Linked DNA regions of Mus musculus: region 2 is linked to region 1. The links are chromatin loops, found by intact Hi-C in ENCODE. Cell type or tissue: gastrocnemius. All regions are shown on one strand.

Evidence for each region. A loop is a pair of places that touch in the nucleus more often than their neighbours do. Peaks named below come from ENCODE experiments on the same cell type or tissue, not always from the same donor. Only the 100,000 strongest peaks of a DNase experiment are listed, where the experiment ranks them.
Region 2: it touches region 1 in a loop (9-fold over the local background); 2 of 42 quality-filtered maps call a loop at or near these places.

The regions. Positions count from the first base shown.
Region 1 is chr9:44,603,285-44,605,784 of GRCm38, forward strand. Ddx6 (DEAD (Asp-Glu-Ala-Asp) box polypeptide 6) reads left to right here and starts at 1,608. Exons shown (of 14, transcript NM_181324.3): 1 at 1,608-1,668. In gastrocnemius, a CTCF peak has its summit at 1,311; DNase peaks (open chromatin) are centred at 357, 1,381, 1,621 and 1,938; H3K4me3 peaks cover 2,500 bases; H3K27ac peaks cover 2,500 bases.
Region 2 is chr9:44,478,965-44,481,464 of GRCm38, forward strand. No RefSeq gene overlaps it. Among named protein-coding and RNA genes, the nearest start is that of Gm22540, 3.7 kb to the left of the region's middle. In gastrocnemius, CTCF peaks have their summits at 176, 388 and 1,288 (motif pointing right); DNase peaks (open chromatin) are centred at 26, 831 and 1,310; H3K4me3 peaks cover 1,665 bases; H3K27ac peaks cover 2,311 bases.

The DNA.
Region 1 (2,500 bases):
CACAAGGTATGGGCCTATTCCCTTGCAGGAGTAGCTATTTTAAAATCTGGGTGGGAGATAAAAATGCTTTAAACTCAGAATTGCAAAAAGCATCACCATCATCATAATACATTAAGAGTGCTGGGTGTGGTGGCACAAATGACAACTGGCTATTATTCTACTCTGTGCTTGCTATGGCAAGCATGCACTGGAGTTTGGTAGACTTGGGCTCTCAAGTAAAAAACAAAAAACAAAAAACAGGAGAGCGCAGCGGTTTAAAAGGGGGGGGGGGGCTTCAGACTTATTCTGATTGGATGTTGCTAGCTAAGAAGCAGGAGGGCTGGAAGCAGGGAGTCATTGGTTTAGAGAGCATATTTGGCTTTCTCTGATTGGTCTCAAGTTGGAAGCAGCGGTAAAAATATGGAAGCTGCAAGTCAGTGACTAAGTACTGACTGTCCAGGATTCCCTAACGTCGGTGTTTAGTAAGGAATCGCACTGTCCCAAAGGGTTTAACCACTGTCAGTATTTCCAGCCCTCCAGCAGCGTAAGACGCGAGTTTTTAACTTTCTCCGGCCCAGCTCGATTTTTACTTAACAAACAAAAAAGTTTGTTTTGCTTGGAACAAGACGACTTTCTAGGTTAAGGATAAGACATCAGGATCCGAGAATCATAGAAACAAACGCACAAATATCTGCAGTAAGGGTCAGGCAGGAGAATCTACGGGTCTCCCATTTGCACAGCGAGCCCTCACTGGTAGAGGCGATCCGCCCTTCTTTCTAGAAGAGTGCCACTGCGGGCAGGAGCAAAGGGTCACCTCGCCTGCACTCCGGGTTTGATAGCCCACGACCGAGGGCGCGCTCCCGGCTCACTGCTTCCCCCGGTGCCCCTTCCCGCTCCCTCTCAGACAGCATCGGCCCCAAAGGCCCCACTTTTCTGCACGCCCTGGCCTCGCAGCGTCCTCCCGGCCATCCCAGCTCAGCTTCCGGACCCGCGCAGGCTGCCCTCCGAGTGTGTCCGAGGTCAGCAGTCAGCAGACGTCCCCTCCGGCCCGGGACCCGTCAGCCCAGCTCCGAAGGGACGAACGAAGGCAAGGGCGACAGTCCTCGGCCACCGCCATTCATTTCCCCAGCGGTCTCGTCAGCTCTGCAGGCAAGCCCTCTCGCCCGTCCGTCCATCCGTCCGTCCCTCCGTCCCGAAAGCAACCCCGTGTTTCCCTGAGCTCGGCCCCGTCAAAGGCCGGTCTCTCCCGACCCTCGCCCGCCGCGCCCAGGAAGCCGTGACGCCGCGGCGGCTGCAGCTGCAGCGGCCGAGCTCTCGCCATCTTGTGTGGAGGAGGAGGAGCCGCGGCCGCCGCCATGCGGAGCGGCTGGGAAGGAGGGAGGGAGGCGACGGCGGCGGGCGAGGGAGGGGGCAGAGCAGCAGAGTCAGCTCAGCCCGGCGGCGGCGACATCGGGGGCGCCGGCACAGCGGGCGCCGGCCGAGGTAGTGCGGGGTGGCGGCGGCGGCGGCGGCGGCGAGCTGCGCGGGCAGCGAGCGTCGCGGCGGGGGCGGGGCGGGGCGGCGGGCGTCGCGGCGAGGGGCCGGGTGGGGGCGGGCGGAGGTTTCCGAGGAGGAAGGAGCCGCCGCCATTTTGGGAGCTTCGAGTCAACAATAAAGGACCGAGGGTGCGGAGCGGGAGTGGCCTCGGTGGTAGGACTCGGGCCCGAGCCGCGGGGCGTGGGGTGAGGCGGCGTGGTCGGGGTCGGCAGGATCCTGAGGGTATCAGGGAGCCCCCTTCGGGCAGAAGCCCGAGGCCCAGGCCTGGCCCGGGAGGACGGGCGGGTGGCCGCTGAGAAGAGCGGGGGCGGCGGAGAGGAGTGGAACCGAGGAATGTGGCGTGTGCGGGGTATGGAGGAGGAGCGGCGGGGAGCTCTGGACGAGCGGTGCGGTAGACGGGAGCGGGGACGGAACACCGGCCGGGACACCCGAGTGAGGTTGGGAGTGCGAGGCAGGGCAGCCCTGCGGGGGGTGGCAGGGCTGTGCTGGCCGGGGACTCGGCTGGGAGAGGAGCCGCGGCTGCTCGCTTGCAAGTAGGCCTTGCAGGTTGGTGGGGACAGAGGGTTTGGGGGAGACTCGGCGGCGTAAGAGGGGAGGAGAGGCGGTCCAGTTTCGGGGTTCTCTTCCGGGCCTTCTGAGGGGGGGGAGTCCCTATTGTTTCCCACTCGCAGAGCTGGTTCCGGCTCTTGTGGCGCAGATAGGATTGCAGGGCAGAAACCCTTTTGCTTTTTGATCCGAGGGAGCTGGGTTTGAAGCGAGGGAAGTTGGGGGAGGGGGCGAGGAATTATTGCCTTACGGTTACCGGACTCCGATTCTTGGCTTAGGGTTTTCCCTTCGCCATAGCCCCCCTTTACCTTCGTAAGAACCCCAATCACTCCTACTTCCTGTTGAGGCGTATAGAAATCGCCCTGTATTTGCAAACAAAAGCCCTTGTTGGAGCTTATGGGACTGTTTTAGGTGTGAAAACTGTCAATTGCTAACCACG
Region 2 (2,500 bases), 120 kb before region 1:
AAGATTTCCAGCCAAGCCTTGGCTGCCTGCTCAGTTTTTCCAAACCCTCCAGTCGGAGAAGGCGGGAGCCTTGTCAGGATAAGAGTCCCTCCCCCCTCTGCCCCTGCCGGCCCCCTGGTCCAGCTTGGAGTTTCCTGTCCTCGCAGCTTTCCAAACTCCTTTCCCTTTCCGACCCTGGCCCCAGCGCCCCCTAGCCCCACCTCTGTTGGTTCCCAAATTCCAAGTTCAGGTTGGAGGGGCCAGGTGGACTCCACAATCCTAGCGAGGCGCTGGTAAAGCCTCACTCTGCCGGCCGACCCAGAGACCTGCGGGGCGCCGGCCTGACTCCCGGCCTGGGCCCGCCCTGTCCCAGGACTCGGCTTCTGGCCACCAGGGAAGGTGGCTCTTGGGGTCTCCCGCTCCCGGAAGGAGGCGGTGCCGGGGACGTCGGCACAGCTGGGCGGTAAGGTGGGTTCGGCAGATGCCAGGCCCTAAGGCATACTTCAAGGAGGGGCAATGTTCCCAGCGCTGGCACGCCTCTGTCCAGAGAGTCTATTATATAATAATCACCATCTATCAGGAAGCCAGGCTGCTGGAGAGAGTGGGTAAGCCAGGATGCCCGGATCCGCGCCTCATCCAGGGCCCAGAAAGGTGTCTCCATCAAGCCCGGATCCGCGCCTCATCCAGGGCCCAGAAAGGTGTCTCCATCAAGCTACGCACAGTGTGGGGCAAAGCCCAGTGGTCGGATGAAGATGATGATGGTGACAGGAGGGGGATTCCAGGGACTAGTGACTAGTGAGGGGCTCTGGGCAATCTGACTGCAGCCTCGAAAACCCCACCCTCAGAACTCTGACAGGCAGTGCCCCGAGCCAATGATTGAAGTTACTGTGGGGCTTGAAGTTAACCCTTTCTTGGGTCCTCAGAATATTGAGCCTCTTCCACATAACTTCCCTTGACCGGCGTCCACCTACTCGGGGTAGTGCACGCTGGAGAGGAGTGCCAGCATTATTTGTGCATTCGGATCACTATAGAAACAGAAAGATGGCTAATCTCTGAAAACAAGCAGTCCCAGTCCTGGGCGCCCGCTCCACACTGTCCAAAAAGTACAAGATGCGGTTGTGAGTACAGCTTCCAGAAACAGTTTCGAGCCGTGCTGGCACAGCGACATCGTGTCAGAAACAGGCACCTTCATACACTTACGCCCATGTCACACTTTTACCGGCAAAAGCTGACATGGACACTCGCTGGCACACCTGTGACATCCCTCCTGATGCAGACACACACAGAAGCACGACGTCTCCCCTAGTTGGCCAGTAGAGGGAGCCGCTCGATTCCAGCTAAGGGCCACCCGCTTTCCTTCCCTGCTCTCTGGCTCCAGGGTTCCTCCCATAACTCGTGGCTGCCCAAAGCTTGGCTCTGCATCCAGACCTGGAACCTACATTGGGGGATGAGTCACAGCCACACCCAGGGGAGCGCTCCACAGGGCTGCTTCACGGGACATATCACTCTTGGGTTTTATTATGTACTACATGTACGACATTAGAGACCCCTGTAACCCAGCCACCACCACCACCACTATATTTTTGGTTGTGAGCCTAGCCTTTAACGGCTAAGCCATCTCTCCAGCCTAACACCACCACTATAAATACTGATTTCTGGATCTACTATGAACAGGGCTTATGCTAAAAAGAATTAGTGCTACATACCTTTAATCTTCGCATTCGGGAGGCGGAGGCAAGTGAATTCCTGTGAGTTCGAGTCCAGCCTGCTCTACATAGAGAATTCCAGACTACCCAGGGCTATATAGTGAGAGAACCTGTCATAGTGAAGGCCAAGCCTCTTGTCATTTGTGATAGAGGCTGATCCACATGGTAACTTCGAGCCAATCTGTTTGCTGCTCCTCTGCCTGTGGTCAGTAGTATACCCTAGAGACCCTAAAGACAGAAAAAAATCAAACCCAAATTCACCACGGCCCTACACTCTAAAGTACGAGGACCACAGAGATCCGATTCTCCGGACTTCAGTTTCTTTTCCTTTAAATGAAGATAGACCTGCTTCATAGAATTGGGGTGATCAAACCTTTAAACTAGCACAGTGTTAGGACACACTTGGGGATCGTGTGCTGAGTGGGTTAAAATGAGGAGGAGCTGGAGGAAGAATGGCTCACAGCAAGGAGCACTTGGTGTTCTTGAAGAGGACCCAGGCTGTTCTCAAACCCACATGGCGGCTCACACCTGTGGACACCAGGCACACGCGGGTGCATAATACACATATGGAGACACTCATAAAGACAAAATAGTCCTATTAAAGAAAAACACAAAAACATAGTCCCTGGGCATAGTGGTCCATTCCTTTAATCCCAGCACTTGGGAGGCAGAGGCAGAGGCAGGCAGACCTGTGCATTCAAAGCCAGCCTAGTCTACAGAGTGAGTTCTAGGACAGACAGACAGGGCTACAGAGACCCTATCTACAAACCTAAAACATGGTCATTTGGTAATACTCATGAAAGTGCTCTGTAAGT